Linked DNA regions of Homo sapiens: region 2 is linked to region 1. A link is a loop called in an ENCODE intact Hi-C map of the cell type or tissue named here. Cell type or tissue: mammary epithelial cell. All regions are shown on one strand. Each heading gives the region's core, and the rest is flanking DNA. Links, peaks and the distances in the headings are about the cores only. Region 1 holds the start of DISC1-IT1 (DISC1 intronic transcript 1). Region 2 has its middle 220 kb from the start of DISC1-IT1.

Region 1 (8,340 bases), core at 241-8,240:
GCATGATCTCTGCTCACTGCAACCTCCACCTCCCGGGTTCACGCCATTCTCCTGCCTCAGCCTCCTGAGTAGCTGGGATTACAGGCGCCTGCCACCATGCCTGGCTAATTTTTTGTATTTTTAGTAGAGACGGGGTTTCACCATGTTAGCCAGGCTGGTCTCGATCTCCTGACCTCGTGATCTGCCTGCCTTGGCCTCCCAAAGTGCTGGGATTACAGGCGTGAGTCACTGCGCCCGGCCTTTTTTTTTTTTTTTTTAAATGATTCTTTTGTTCCAGTTATTGACCTAGCACCAGCATTTGTCTTATGGATAAGGTGAGGGCAAAATTGCACTGGGTGTGGCAAGGTGATTCTGCACTTAGAGGTTCGTGTTTATGGTGCTACTGAGGGACTGAAGAATTCATCTGGAAACTTTTGGCTGCTCCCCTATCCTCTTCTTGCTAAATCAGAATGGCATACAGTTAAAAATACGGGCCCCAACCCGAACACAGGATTTCAAGGCTTGCTCACTGCTTGCATGATCTTAGAAAGTCACATCTGACTCCAAACCTTCGTTTCTTCATCTGAAAAACGGTGACGATGATGACAGAACTACCACCTGCATGGTGATGCTGTGCACTCAGGAAGGTTTTAGAACCACTAGAGTGGACTGGGGCTGGAATGGCTTCTGTCACAGAATTCAGAGTTCCCTTGTACTGCAGAGAGTCAAGTGCAGCTGAATGGCTGCTACCAGGGATATTACCCAGATGTTCACAGGTCATGAAAGTGTGGGACAAGATGACCTCAGAGCTTCCCCTCCACTGGTGACAACACATGTAACATGCCTCCTATTAAGCCTGTAATGGGGTAAATTGTATCCCCACCAATGATAAGTCCAAATCCTAACCCCTGATACCTGTGAATGTGACCATTCTTGGATTATAAGATCTTTGCAGATTTATGGATCTTGAGATAAGATCATCCTTGATTTAGGATGGGCCCTGAAATCCAATGATTAGTATTTTTTATGAGAAAGGAGTGGGAGATATGAGACACAGACACACAGAGGGGAATGACATATGAAGATGGAGGCGGAGACAGTAGTGAGGCATCTCAAGCCAAGGCATGCTACGGGTTGCTGACAACCACCAGAAGCTGGGAGAGAGGCACGGAAAAGATTCTCCCTCAGAGCCTCAGAAGGAACCCACTGGACTAACACCTTGACTTTGGATTTCTGGCTGCTGGGACAATGACGGAGTAAGTTTCTGTAGTTTTAAGCCACCCAGTTTTCGATACTTTGTCATAGCAGCATTAGGCAACTAATTCCATATCTCACCCATAATAAACACTCAGTGCTAGCAATTGGCTGCCACTGTGGTGATTATCAGCATGGAACTATGTGTTCCTGAAGAGAATTAGTTATTCCATTTCTATGAATATTTTCAACCCAAGATTGTTGCTCTCAGTTAACGTACTGAAAATGAACTTGGTGAAAAAGTAAAAGCTCTTCTACATATCCCATTTGTGGATAGACTTAAGAGAACAGAAAGCTTATTATGGAATAAGCAAATTAATACCTTTGGGATCAATAGAGTGTCTACAGTTCAAAACCCTATCAAAAGTGGGTTTACGTAAAAAAAACTAGTGTGTTATCCATGTGTAATATTTTGTATAATATACAAAATTCTGGAAAGGAAGACTCACAATGCCAGATCAAGTATTGCAACGTCAGTTATGGCAGGAACAAAGGCTCTTCCCAGAAGCCTGTCTTCATTGTGCATTCTTTCACCAGAACAACTTGCTGTACTTAAGGCACAGGACATTTGGATCTAGAGATGTAGCTGTTGTGACTCACCATTTCTATAAACTTGGTGACTGGTCCCAGGCTGTCATATCTGTACCTGATCCACTACAGGGATGAATTGACATTTTCAGTGGCTACTTTGAGTCCAGATATTAATAGATCAGCCTGAAAGGGAGGATGAGGCAGTAATAGCACTTTTACAAGCAATAGAAGACAAGCTCAGGGAACAAAAGAGAAGGGAAGCTCCTTGAATTTAAAGGCAAGGGCAGAGATTTATTCCTCCACTAAATCTAAGGACTAAAAGCTTAGGTGGAGAGAGGGCTCAAATGTGAATTCACTTCTCATGCTCCCTTTGTGACCTCCTTTAAGGAAGGCCAGATTTGAGGAATGAGATTTTCCCAAGGGGAGGAAGCATTGTCTTCATCACTTCATGTATTTTTCTCAGAAGGCTATTGGCCTCCTGGAATTTTTACTTAGAATTCCAGATAGTCCAATGATGCTTTCTAGGTACCGTGGCTTTCACTGTGGTGAGAGTTTTGGCTGCAGTGCTTTTCTGTAACCCACTCACAAAGCCTTTGGGGATGGTGATAGTATAGGGATTGTCCTTCCAACTAGTTGCTCTCCAACTAGAAAGGCGAATCCCTTTTTCTTTGAGTCACAGAGGATGGAGAGGCTCAGCATTCTCATTCCCTGTTTGGGTTTCCACCCCTGTGGCCATGCAATTTCCATTTATAGCCATGTATTGGCTTACAAGCCTAACACCAATCCTGACCCAAAGCATGAGGCACTCTCACACATTTCTAGGTTAAGAACACTAAAAAGCAGGATCATCAGGTTATTTTTTGTTATTTGTAGATTTCTGCATAGCCTGATGCTTCAACTTCCCAAGACCTCATTTCTTCCCAGAGTAGCTGGAGTAGCTGGACCTTTATCATGTTCTGGTATCAAATTCTGCCTTGGTAATGTGTACAATGCTTCAAGAATTGCGGACTCCATATTACTCTCCTGTGTCATGTAGTTCTCTCTTTGTGAAAGCCATCCTTCCCTGAAACCCCTCATCCACCTGCCTACCTTGCCAACATTCCCTGCTCCTGGGTTGCCCTTCATTGTGTTCTATTTATGGGTAACCATGCTTTGCCAGGAACCATGCCAAGTACTTGGAATACGAAGGAAGTCATTGATGGAGAGGACACACAAGTAAGTAAAGGGCCCTGATAAAATGCGACGAGAGCTAGGCACGTGGATTTTTATGCAACAAAGGAGATAGGCAAGGAGCCCACGAACTAGTTTCCAAATGCTGGACCCCCTTGATCAGGACCTTTTCGGAGCAGGCTCAAGTGTCTCCCAACACCTATACCTGGCTGGACCCCTTGCCATTGTCTCACCACAAGTTGATGCTATAGTTCCAGAGGGCTGCCCCGCCAGGCCACTCTGTCTTTTGCAATTCCAGGGTGGGATGTGCATTGTCTACTTGGACCTAGGAACTCCCTTCAGCAGTTCTCCTGTGGACCTGTATCCAAGCCACCCTACAAAGTGAGCATGCACTCTGATTTAGGAAACTTTTCTTGAGAGATTTATTCTATAGTCTCCCTAACATCCCATTCTGGTGTTTATTCCATTAATTTAGAGCAAACACCCATTCAGTGAAGGGCCCTGAAAGGCATAGAAAAGGACAAAGTATCAGACTTGATTTCTGCTCTCAGCTATTAAAACTGGAGAGGCAAGGCACATAGAAAGATAGGGATGACATGATATTTAAACAAATGTTCTACACAGTGTTTCTCAATATAATGTTCTTGTCCTGTTGGGGGGCTTTTCAGTAAGCAGTGTCAGTGAAAGGGCAGTGACAGCAGGAGATGATTTTTGGTTATTTTCTGCATAGGCATCCTCAGTATGGAAGGCTGTGCCCACCTACGTTTGAAATGTGCAAGCTTGATTCTTCTCTCTTTTCTTCTTTATTAGTCTAGCTAGCGGTCTATCTATTTTGTTAATCTTTTCAAAAAACCAGCTCCTGGACTCATTGATTTTTTTGAAGGGTTTTTCGTGTCTCTTATCTCCTTCAGTTCTGCTCTGATCTTATTTACTTCTCGTCCTCTGCTAACTTTTGAATTTATTTGCTCTTGCTTCTCTAGTCCTTTTTATTTTGATGTTAGGGTGTCGATTTGAGATCTTTCCCACTTTGTCCTGTGGGCATTTAGTGCTATAAATTTCCTTCTAAACACTGCTTCAGCTGTGTCCCAGGGATTCTACAATGTTGTGACTTTGTTCTCATTGGTTTCAAAGAACTTATTTATTCCTGCCTTAATTTTGTTATTTACCCAGTAATCATACAGGACCAGGTTGTTCAGTTTCCATGTAGTTGTGCGGTTTTGAGTGAGTTTCTTAATCCTGAGTTCTAATTTGATTGCACTGTGGTCTGAGAGACAGTTTGTTATGATTTCCGTTCTTTTGCATTTGCTGAGGAGTGTTTTACTTCCAATTATGTGGTCAATTTTAGAATAAGTGCGATGTGGTGCTGAGAAGAATGTATATTCTGTGGATTTGGGGTGGAGAGTTCTGTAGATGTCTATTGCGTCTGCTTGGTCCAGAGCTGAGTTGAAGTCCTGAATATCCTTGTTAATTTTCTGTCTTGTTGATCTGTCTAATATTGACGGTGGGATGTTAAAATCTCCCACTATTGTTGTGTGGGAGCCTAAGTCTCTTTGTAGGTCTCTAAGAACTTGCTTTATGAATCTGGGTGCTCCTGTATTGGGTGCAGATATATTTAGGATAGTTAGCTCTTCATGGAGGCAACCTCAAGTAGCATTATTGTTCTTTTCATCCTTCCTCTCCTACTCACCTCCCCCACTCCTGACAAAATATGGAAATCCTGTCCCTGAGTAGTCTTGTTCACAATACACAATCTCACAGCCAAAGGAATGTATTTTTAACCCTGAGACGCCGAAAACGGCTTGAATCATTCATGCTGTCGTCTATTAGTCTGCCGCTGTGCTGTTATTTTTCCCAGGCTTAATGAGCCCTCATGGCACTGCGCTGCCTCAGAGCACGGCCGCAGCTTCAAGCACAGACAAGCCTGCTCTTTAAATATGCAAGTCATCAGCCTTTCTTGGAAAATGCTATGGGGAAGGTGCTCTGGACAAGCAAACAGATGATTTTTGCAGACTGTTCTGTAGTTAATTTGGGTCATGAAGCCCACTGTGGCTCAAGGAGTTTAGGGGACAGAAAAGGGGCTTTTGAAGGATTAACAACCAGATAGGAAGAAAGAAACAAATGAAGGGTAATCCTGGTTTTCTTTTGAGACTGACAAGAAAAAGTTGTTTGAAAGGAGGACACTCCACCATTGTTGTTGTTGAAGGAGAGCTGTACTTCTGATGTCCCCCAGGCTTTGTAGTAGTTAAGGGGTGAGGGATTGCAGGAGCTGCTCAAACCTGGCTGCTAATATGACACTAGGAGCCTGGGTGACACAGGGGCCATGGTGCCAGCTGCAGGTAGCGTGGGATTGACCCTGTTAGCCCTGGACATCAAGCCTGGAGTGAGAGATGGCCCGAAAACCCCTGGGACCTGATACAAGCAAGGGCTTTGGGATCAACCAGGCTCTCACTAACAGGCATCACTCAAAAAGAAAAGCATTTATTTAATAGAGAGTTTCAGAAAATGTTCCCCTTATTATTTTTCTTTGATTTTTGAATTGGAAGGCGCTTAGAGATCCTGTCCTTTAACCCTTGCGTTGTGCAGATGAGAGATGTGAGGTCAGGGAAGTTTAGTGGGCTCAGGGACGCACACGGAGTTCACAGGGTAGCCCGATGCAGTGGGAGGGTCGATGGGCTTCTGCCTCAGAGTTCTTTTCACCCTAACATTTCCTGTGCATTTGTTTACGTGTGCCAGGGATCGCTCTAAGTGCTTTGTACACATTAAACTTATCTAATCTTTACCCTAACTGTGAGAGGTGGCTGCCATCATTTTTATTTAATTTCACTTTGCATTAAATGATGTTGGCACAGTGATGTTAAGTCTGTTGCCCACAGTCTCCTGCCTGGAAGTGACAGTCAGGATTCAAGCCAGGCAGTGGGAGCCTCTGGAGCAGCCCTCCAAACCTCTACCCCATATGGCTCACATAGCCTCTAAAAAGGGTTTTGTGACTGATCTGAGATCCTAACCATTATCTATGACTTCATATTCCTGAGCAGGGGGCAGCTGGGGAAGCATTTCAAGATACTCAAGGACAAAGCACCCATCAACATAGATGGGTGCAAACTCAATGCTATCTAGTTCGCTGCAGCTGTTTGGCTAAAGGAAAACAGAATACCTGCAGAGCTGATGGCTTGGAGACTAGATGTACAAGATTACAAGCCAGATGCAAGTCTAGTTTCTGGGGTCCATCTGTGAGCAGAGGTGTGGGTGGAGGCCCAGAAGCCAGGCTACCATTTGGGATTGACTCTTAGCTCCTTACATGCACTTAAGCAGCCATTCATGACCTTTTCTGCAGCTCAACTGATACACTCAAGGCTGGGCATGTCCTTCTGTTCTAGTCATTCTGCTTTTGGTCCACTTCTATATGTTTGTTACCAAACTAGACATTGTCTTCAAGACCCACTCTGGCCAAGTCCTGGGGTCATGTTTAGTCCTGGAAGGACCTCCAGGAGATGGAGGTAGTTCTTAGTTGACCAGAGGGGAGCAGGACCACCTGTGCTTTAAGGTCATCCTGATTTCCTGGTGGTCGTTAATACGAAAGAAGCTACACCAGGCTTGACTTCTCTGAGTCAGTGGTGTTCAGAGCCCTTGACTCACCCTGGACCTGGGCTTGGCAGGAATTTCTCTAACCTTAGGTGGATGTATGGGTGAGTCTGCACAGCAACTTACTGTTCTGGTGCATTTGTGTTGGCATGCCCATGTACCGGGAGATGCCCTAGGGACTTACTTATGACATACTGACCTAGAGAGGGTTTGCGTATAAAATTTTAACTTGACTCACTGGTTCCTGGCAGGGTCAATAAATATTTGTGGACTCACTGAGTGAATGAGTGAGTGAATGAATGAACCAGTCTGCTAAGAAGTGTGAGCACAGAATATGTGTGCTGTTCTGACACATGATGACCCTATCATCCTTTGAGGACCTACCATATAGCTCAGTTTTGACACTGCTTGTGATTTTTTTTTTTTTTTGTCTTTGAGACAGGGTCTCACTCTATCACCCAGGCTGGAGTGGAGTGGCATAGTCATAACTCACTGCAGCCTTAAACTCTTTGACTCAAGTGGTCCTCCTGCCTCAGCTTCCTGAGTACTTGGGACCAGAGGCGTGTGCTACCATGCCAGATAATTAAAAAAAATTTTTTTTTTATAGACAAGGTCTCACTGTGTTGCCCAGGGTGGTCTTGAACTCCTGACCTCAAGCAATCCTCCTGTCTTGGCCTCTGAAAGTGCTGGTTTTACAAGTGTGAGCCACCAACCCCTGGTCCCACCTGTGATATTTTTCACCAGCTCATGGCCGTGGGGAGCCCGACTATTTGCATACGTGTTTTTTGCTCAGTACTGACACCTGGTGGCAGTGTCCCAAATTGCAAGCACAGTCTCTAGCATTAACTCAGTGTCAGGACTTTGGTGTGGCGGACCATAAGAATGGGAGCCTCTGGAGTTATGCAGAGAGAAGTAGCCCTACCAGGGAAGATGTAATCTTGCAAAATAACCTACCTAATGACAATGAGTCTCTTGTCTTTTCTTAGGGCTGCATAATCAGCACCACCTGATTTAGTGGTAAGAGGAAAGGTGCTAGTGGGAAATGCCATTATTTAAAAATACCTGGAGACTACTGATCTAGTTTAAGACCAATATTTGTCCCACATTTGATATTAGAACCAATAGAATGATAGAAGTAATAGCTATGGTACTATTAATAGCTCCTATTGAGGACCTGTGAACACACTGCTGGACCCTGTATATTTAGTATTTCTAATCCTCATGATAACCTAACACATAGGGATTATTATTTCCATTTTACAAATTAGGAAATGGAGCTTTGGTTTAGTAACATGCCTGAGTTCATGGTAGGGGCTGGATTTGAATCTCAATTTGCTTGACCTCAAAGGCTATGCTCTTTCACTCTGCTTCAAGGGTACTGTGTTACTCCAGGGGTGCCATTCACATTCTAGTCAGTGTACATGGCATTTCTGGGGTTGTGTGACTTGTAGCCATCCTCTTTCCATCATTCCCACTGCCTCTCCAGGAGCCAATCATTTATGTCTCTTCTAAGCTCAGTGGGTGACTGAGGCTGTGAAGACATTTAAAATTGAATAATGTATCCTGTAGTAGATGCATTGACTATTTCTCTAGAGTTGGCATCCTAAAATTCAAAATTTTTGGTCTGGCAGCCTGTGAAAAAAATCGTATTTTGCCTCTAATTCTCAACCCTGGAGAGCGCCAATTAGTTGTGAAGTTACTTTCAAACTGAAGCCCAATTTATACTCCTAATAAAAACATCCAATGTAATCATATGTGAAATGGAGGCTAATGGCCCTATACCACCCGAGCATCACCATAGTGATGGTGTTGAGGATAAAAATG
Region 2 (8,340 bases), core at 159-8,158, 210 kb after region 1:
TCCAGCAACCAATTATCTAGTGCCTGCCAATGATACGGCTTCGATGACTGGAGGAACACTAGGGTTTTTGGTATTGCGCCGATTAAGATAAAATGACACGGACACACATGGAGTGATTTTAAGGAGCAGAGAATTTAGTAGGCAAGAAAGAAGAAAACAGCTCCCCTGTACAGAGACAGAGGGAGTGGGGATTTGAGCAAAGAGAAACCCCCTGTGCTGCAGAAAAGTGGTCGCTAATATTGGGATGCTAGAGGAGGTGGTGTTTGGCTTGCATAGCGCCCAGGGGATTGGTTTGACCAGGTGTGTTATTTACATAGCCAGAGAAAAACCTGGGCTTCCCACCTTATTCCTTTAATATGCAAATGCGGGTTGTCATGATGTTCCGAACACAAGGTGGTGTTATTTGGAGGCGGCCATGACACTTGGCACAGGTGGTGACAAGGAGAAGACTGAGGGAATTGCCATTTTGGCCATGTTGGGTGGACCTAGCTTTTAGTCGCCTGCATTTGCATATTAAAGCTTGCTGGCCTGGCTCTTTAAGCCTAGAAAATAAATGGTTTGAGGGTTGTTTCTCATAGGAAAATTTCCACTGAGAACCTTTACCCTTACTATTTGCCTAAAAATTATTTTTTAATAAGTCCCGTATTATCGACTCTAGACCAGGTGCTACCCAAAGCCCGGTTGTTCTCCCACCCTGTGCACCTTGTCTACGTCAGGGTGCTGTTGAAAGATTATTGAGGCCATGTCTGTAGGAAAGCCAGAGCTTCAAGAACAACAAAAACAATGTAAACAGGACTCCTTTCCTATTCTATTAATTCTATTGAAATTATTGAAAAATAATTGTCCTTGCTTTATTTTAAAATTACATGTATTGGTTTTCATCACCCAGCAGCCAGAATACATTTGTAATTTGTTTTCCATCTCACTTTTTGCCTTTTACTAGTCTTGTCATGAGATGAAATTGGTAGTTTTGGGGCAGTAATTGAGAATAAATCAAGATTCTGTGTTTTATAAGTATTTTGGAGGAAAGTTTCATTAAAAAGAAAATTAACTTAGGTTCTTCAGACAAAATGCCAGGGAAATTTTGACAAAGTGAGCTCCCCAAATCTAACCCGTCTAAGTCATGTGGTAGCAGAAACCCACAGACTCTCACAAAGACATGCAATGGGCTCTAAACTTAAGTGCAGATACTTTGATTACATTTCTTAAATTTCTCCATGAAGTTTCATGAGAAAAAAGAACCGTACAAAAACACAATGGCAGAACAATCACATTCTTCAGTGACCTCCTCTTGTGTGTTAACAATGCCTACGATGCATCCCTCCGATGAGCAGCAGGGCTGCACCTGCCACGAGGGGCTGGGCTGCAGGCTGAGCCCTCTGGCTTTGCTGAGAAGGGTGGTGATGGCATCGCCTGTACAAAGATTTCCAGAGGTACTTGCAGAGGAGGAGGGCAGACCATCAGTGCCTCTTCACCTATAAAGTCATGCAGTGGGACCTTAGAGTTATGATGGACTCATATATGTGTGTTTTCCTCAAATTTCCTGATTTTAAATTAGACAATTGAAGGATCAGAAAATTTGCAACTAAGTGAATATTAAAATATATTAAACAAGTGTTTTTCTATGGATGAATGGATAAATAAAATGTGGTATATCTATACAATGGAATATTATTCAGCCTTGAAAAGGAAGGAAATTCTAATACATGCTACACCATGGATGAACCCTGAGGACATCATGCTAAGTAAAATTAGCCAATCATGAAGAGACAGACACTATATGGTCCCACTCCTATGAGGCTCCTAAAGAATCAAATCCATAGAGACAGAAAGTAGAATAGTGGTCACCAGGGGCTGTGGAGAGGGGGAAGAGGGAGTTAGTGTTAACAGGAACATTGGGAGGGCTGGGGTGGGTGGATCACCTGAGGTCAGGAGTTCGAGACCAGCCTGACCAACATGGTGAAACCCTGTCTCTACTAAAAATGCAAAAATTAGCTGGGCATGGTGGTGCATGCCTGTAATCCCAGCTACTCGAAGCTGAGGCAGGAGAATCACCTGAACCCGGGAGGCAGAGGTTTTAGTGACCCGAGATCGCGCCATTGCACTCCAGGATGGGCAACAAGAGAGAAACTCTGTCATGAAAAAAAACCAAAACCAAAACAAAACAACAAAACAAGAAAAACAAAACAAAAAAATAGGAACAGAGTTTCAGTTTGGGAAGATAAAAAGAATTCTGTGGATGGATGATGCTGGTGCTTGCAAAACCATAAGAATGTATAATACTAAAGCCACTGAACTATACACTTTAAAATGTTTAAGAAGGCTAATTCTGTGTTATGTGCATTTTGCTGCAACTTAAAAAACTTAAAAATACATTAAAAGAATTCTCAATTCTGACAGCAATGATGATTGGTGGCACTGTTAAGGTGAAATTTTCTCCAAATGCAACTGCATTCTATTTAGTCAATTTATAATTAACATATTAAAGATCTCATGTCTAGAAATTGACCAATTTACTAAGATTGTTAAGTGTGAGGATGTTGGGTGCACCACACTGTCATAGTAAAAACCTGGAGCAAGCTGAATTCCCATTCATATGGAGCAATTAAATAAATTATGATGATTCCATAAAAGAAGTGCCGTGCAACAATTATAAAGGCAATTGTGCCAATGTAAAAAGAAGTGCAAAATAAAACATGCAAAACAGGAAATGATGATCAGTATACATAGCATCATCCCAGTGAAAACAGAAAAATCTAAATAAAAATAGTAAATACAAAAATATATGTGTATGCTTGCATTTACTTGGAAAATGCTGGCAGCATATCTAACAAAATGGTAATGATAGTTACCTAATCTATCTTAAATATGGTATAATAAATTCATATATAAATAGTGAAGTAAGACAAACCAAAATAGTGATTAATTCTGCCAAATGAAGAAGGGGTTGTGAGTTGGGGTCTTTTACTTTTCATTTTCCATACTTTCGTATTATTTGAGATTTTTTATTTTTACTAAATGTGAAAAGCAAATAAAAATAATTAGAACATTTAAAAACCAAAAAATTTTATGCATACTTCACTATTTTGTAAAATAATATAGAGTAAAAATAAAAAACAGAAAAAAGTAATGCAAGCCAATGTGGAAATAAGTATAATCCAGAAAACAACCATGAAGAAAGGATCCCATCCAGACTACAGGGAACAGACTGAGAGACCTCAGTGGCTTCCAGTTGCTAATGTGTGTGATTCCCACACTGGGTAACACAGGAGTGTTTGACCAACAATCAACTGAATACTGGTTCTTGTTTCTCATTGTCATGGAATTTGCCGAATCTCACTTTTGGCTTCACAGAGGACTTTGTGAGCTCCAAGCATGAAAAGTGGCATTTATAACTCCCCCTGGAATTTCCATGTACCCAGGACACTGCCAGGCCAAAGGATGAATCACAGCTTCTTAGAATTGTGGAAGCCATTTTGGAAACAGCTGCCAAGTAACTAATGCTATTAAAAATAGCTCCCTAAAAAATGAATTGCTTATTTTAAGAAGACAAGAGTGGCTTGAATCTGTGCTGCTCACATTTTTCATCTACTGGGCACAGTGCCCGTGGATCCAAGAAAGCCCTGCTTGTCAGATGGGAATACCATCTGTACAGATGATGCCCCGCACATGCAAGAGCCTGGCATTTTTGGGCCAGGGCTAACCAGGGTAAAGTCTGAATCACCCCATGTGGAATCCGTCTCCTACGGGGTGTGGACTGTGGGGCATGAATTCCAATTGCGCTTTCCTTACATAACTTTGCTCTTCAGATCCCTGGTTCCGAATGTGGGGTGTATGCAGTATGGCCCACTGGAAGTACATGAAAATGCTAGAAGGTGAATCTACATGTATTTTTTGATCTAATGAAAACAAGCAGGAAAATAAGTTGTACTGACAGGTAATGTGCAGACTGATACTGCTGTCTTGACTCAGACTGTGTTGGGCAATTGTCTTTCCCTGTGAATTCCGTGAAGAAATGAACCCATCCAGACCCATCCCATGGCAATAGGATTGATGGTGCCAACCTCCCATGTTTGTTTTATGCCCCCTGTGTTGTGACGTGGGGCAGTTAACCTATTTCTGGCTTAAACAGTGTCAAAAATAAACAAAGCCAGGCACTAGTTAAAGTGGTAAGAAGAGACTTCAATCAGCACTTTGATTTGTGCAGCAGTGACTAGGCATTTTAAAGGAAGAATAAGGGAATGAGGAGAGGTGTGAGTGGGGACTCAGGAGAGTCAGGGAAGTGAAAAATCATCAAAGGCGGGAGGGAGGAAGCTTGGTCCATGTGGAAACTATCTGGATTTTCTAAGTGCTCCTTCTCAAAGCGCTGCCCTTCTGGAGGCTGGGAGACAGGGTACTTATCTTCAGGTTTTGGCTGAAACAAACAGTAAATTCCTTGGGCAGCCCTGCATTTCTCAGGCAGGCACTTTAAGGAGATTAGGGGCATGCTAAGGATGTGGCCTTGAGCTGCTAGAAACTGTGTTTGTGTTTGTTCAAGCCTTTATAGGCCAAGGATGAGGCCTAGTGGAGAAGGGGGCTCAGTGGAGCCTGACTAGAATTTGGTCAAGAAGAGAGTCTTTGTCAGTAGCCCTGCAGATATCATCTGTCTAAGAATATAGGATGATTGTCACATTTTGTAATGAGGTGAAGGAATGATCATACAAATAATTTGTGCCTCTTAGAGGCTCCTAAGTTATCTCAGGGCAAATAAAGTACAGTTATAAAGTTTAAGGATGAATTAGAAATTTTTCATTTACAAAAAGACAAGTGTGCCAAATTTGGAAAATATTTAATAAGGACATTCTTGTCACTAGAACACGGATGTTTTTGAAAACGAAGGAAAAGATATACACAGGAACACACACATTCATGTACAATGTGGAGGTGACAAGTTAACAGTAACAACGAAAGTACTTTTCAGAAGCAACTCATGTGACGTAGAGAGCAGTTTGCAAATATTTCCATTGGTTATGTGATATATTTTTCCAAAAATTTTGTATTTCTCCTCCCAAAACAAATAAATCTATGATAATACCGGACCTGGTTAAATGCATCTGCCTTGAGTCATTCGGCACCCCTTTGGGCCCACCCCTCATTCCTAAACTCCCCCAGCTGTTCTTCCTATCCTAGAATTCAGGGGCCAGACTTCAGACCACCCAGCACAATAGGAGCCCCAGCAGAGCCCAGGTCCAGCCCAGTGGCACTCACAAAAGCCATGGCTTCCACAGTCTCTGCCTGCAGGCAGGGAATATAACCCAGAAGGCAGGAAAGCTACAGTGGTTCATCTTTGCAGGATATTATAAAAATAATATCAAAATCATCAAAAAAGTGAGAAATTTTTCCAATTTATTACACTGTATTTTAATTATAGATGAGAGGAGAGGATGGTCTGCCAACTTATTTTCTGTGTATAGGAACTACACAGAAAATAAGTAATGTCTCATTCTGTTAAATTTTCTGCTTTTGAGCAAATGTGTATAATGTAATATATTAATTTGTAACAATACATAAGGAACACATGCTCAAAAGTTTTTAACTAATAGGGCTTCACATTCAGAAAAGTTGGGAGTCGACTGCTTCAGACTCATGTGCCCTGAAGTACACGCAGCCCCTGGGTGGAGGCAGGATAAGGAAGTACAGCTGACAGGCTGAACACCTGTAGGCCAGAGAGCAGCTTTTTGGGGCCTGGAAGGCGTGGATGGGACAACCTGGCCTTGATGTCAAGTCTTTAGAGCATCCAGTCCATAATATTAAATATTACCCAGAATGTGATCTGACGGGGATCCTTCCGTTAGATGTGATGCCATATTAGGACGTAGCACACTCAGGGCCTTGATAACTATCGTTTTAGGGTCATAATACCCTCCCAAGTATTCACCAACAATTTGCTCTGCCATTCTGTTGATTCCGTGTTCTTTTCATTCTCTTTAGGGCCAGAAGAAGCCTCTAGGTCTCACACATAGAAAATAAGTTGGGAAGGCTGGGCGCGGTGCCTCACGCCTGTAATCCCAGCACTTTGGGAGGCTGAGGCAGGCAGATCACCTGAGGTCAGGAGTTCAAGACCAGCCTGACCAACATGGTGAAACCCTGTCTCTACTAAAAATACAAAAATTAGCTGGGCGTGGTGGGCGCACCTGTAATCCCATCTACTCAGGAAGCTGAGGCAGGAGAATCACTTGAACCCTGGAGGCGGAGGTTGCAGTAAGCTGAAATCACGCCACTGCACTCCAGCCTGGGCAACAGAGCGAGACTCCGACTCAAAAAAAAAGAAAAAAAAAAAGAAAAGAAGTTGGCAGAACACCCTCTCCTCCCAATTGTAATTAAAATATAGTGTAATAAATTGATCAAAATTCTGACTTTTTGATGACTTTAATGTTTTTTTAATATCCTGCATCAAATTTTATCCCAAGAATATTGACTCAGTGGGTGTGTGTGCATACCTGCGCATGTGTGTTCACCCCTGATTTGCTGTAAACATTGCTGGCTCTGCCTCTGGTTAATCTAGCACAGATTCTCCTTGCCATGTTGTAGCTTTGGTTCAAGAAAGATGATGGGGTGGGGAGCAGTCATGAGATCCTGGCACCACCGCTTCCTGCTTCTCCTCTTCTGCCCACTGGTTTTACTCAACATTTCCTGGTAATTCATTAGGTGATGCTGTCCTTATTGCTGCCAAGGTTTTTCTCACCCATGTGTACTCTACTCTATTTATTGCATGGATACTCATTTAGTTGGGTTCAGTGATGACAATGCCTTGACACTGGGAAGATTAATGACTCAATAACCGTCAAGACAAGATAAATGTGAGGTTAGGTTGATTGTATGAATTGTTTCTTTGGAGGCTGGTGGAGTGTCTTGTTATGCTTCCCCCAGAACCTGAACCTTGGGTGACTGCATCAGGGTGGTCCAGTGTCCCACTATGTTTGCAGTCATTGGCACATTACCATGGTTTCTTCTTTCCCTCTCATATTTTCTCTAAGATGCAAACTAAAAAGTAATTCTTCTAGATTGCTGGAACCAGTGCTTAATGAATGAGTTATTAATAAAAAGGAGTTACAAAAGGATGTATATGCTCATCTAATGAGTAGACACTCTGCTTACACAGCCATTCAAAGACTTTAACCACATATTTCTCTGACTATATGAACTAGATACATTTCTTCTCCACAGTGGGATGTACTGCATGATATTTTTAACTGACGGGAACTTAGGTAGAAAACACATTTCAATTTTGAATGCAAACATGTAAAATACAATAAGGAAAAGGTGACCCAAAGAGAAATTGAAATATGCATCTGTGGCTAAGTACTCTAGGGAGATATTCAGAATTCTGAATACGAACTTCACTCTTGGGGGGATTCCACTTAGGCAGAAGCTGGGAATGGTGGGGGGAGAGCACTGCATTTGGAGGGAGAAGACGTATCTCCTTGCTCTGATTTTACCCTTTGCTACTTTGATCAGTTCACTAAAGTGGTGAGCCCCACTTCTCCAGCAGTGGTGATGGAAGGTTCTATTTACCATGTGCCCAGAACTGTCCTGCTAACCAGACAAGTAACCTGTCAAAGCATCTTGTTTTTACTGATGAATAAACAGAGGCACAGAGAAATTGAACAATCTGCCTCAAATCACACAGCTGACCGTTGGAGGAGGCAGGATTTTGAATCTAAGCATTTGAGCCCCAGAATCTATTTGTAGTCAGTGTCCTATACATTTTTTAAAGCAAGCGTTTTCAAATATTTTCTCCTCCTTTTATGTCTTCTCTATTTAAAAATGTCCCCACCTCCCTTCCAAATCTCTCCAATTGAAGAAGTGAAAGGAAGGGCTAAAGGTCTTTAGTGGCCAATGGGGCAACTGAGAATGAAGCGATAAAGTCAGGGAAATGAATAAAACTCATTCACATGAAGAATTCCCTCAAGACTCTATACCTCACCTCTTGACCTCTCTACTTGATCTTTTTTAGGTAATTTTTGGAATAGTTTGGTTGAGAACATAGCAGTTGAATGTTTTCAAGTAGGAGAAAACATTAAAACACCATACTTTTGAATAAACTTAAGGAAAGAGAGAAAGATGGAAAGAGAAAAAAGGAAGAAAAGAAGGGAAGAAGGGCGAGAGGAAAGAAGGAAGGAAGGGAGGGAAGAAAGGAAGGAAGAAAGAAAAGAGGGAAGAAGGAAAAGAATGAAGGGATGAAGAAAGAAGAAAGTAAAGAAGGAGGAAGTGAAGGAAGAAGGGAAGAAAGGAAGGAGGGAAAGAAGGAAGAAAGAAGGGCCCTTTGACATTTGTTCGAGTTTAGGAAAGCTGATAAAA

The links. Hi-C counts contacts between places; a loop is a spot of excess contacts. Peaks named below come from ENCODE experiments on the same cell type or tissue, not always from the same donor. Only the 100,000 strongest peaks of a DNase experiment are listed, where the experiment ranks them.
Region 2: it touches region 1 in a loop (1.9-fold over the local background); 2 of 110 quality-filtered maps call a loop at or near these places.

Annotation. Positions count from the first base shown.
Region 1 is chr1:231,924,716-231,933,055 of GRCh38, forward strand. The region is part of intron 9 of DISC1 (DISC1 scaffold protein); the gene reads left to right. The region is part of intron 12 of TSNAX-DISC1 (TSNAX-DISC1 readthrough (NMD candidate)); the gene reads left to right. DISC1-IT1 (DISC1 intronic transcript 1) reads left to right here and starts at 1,119. Exons shown (of 4, transcript NR_126441.1): 1 at 1,119-1,235. In mammary epithelial cell, for the core only: a CTCF peak has its summit at 7,328 (motif pointing left); DNase peaks (open chromatin) are centred at 4,786 and 6,656; H3K27ac peaks cover 2,801 bases.
Region 2 is chr1:232,139,217-232,147,556 of GRCh38, forward strand. No RefSeq gene overlaps it. Among named protein-coding and RNA genes, the nearest start is that of DISC1-IT1, 220 kb to the left of the region's middle. In mammary epithelial cell, for the core only: no CTCF peak of the experiment used is centred there; DNase peaks (open chromatin) are centred at 3,395 and 3,715; H3K27ac peaks cover 2,239 bases.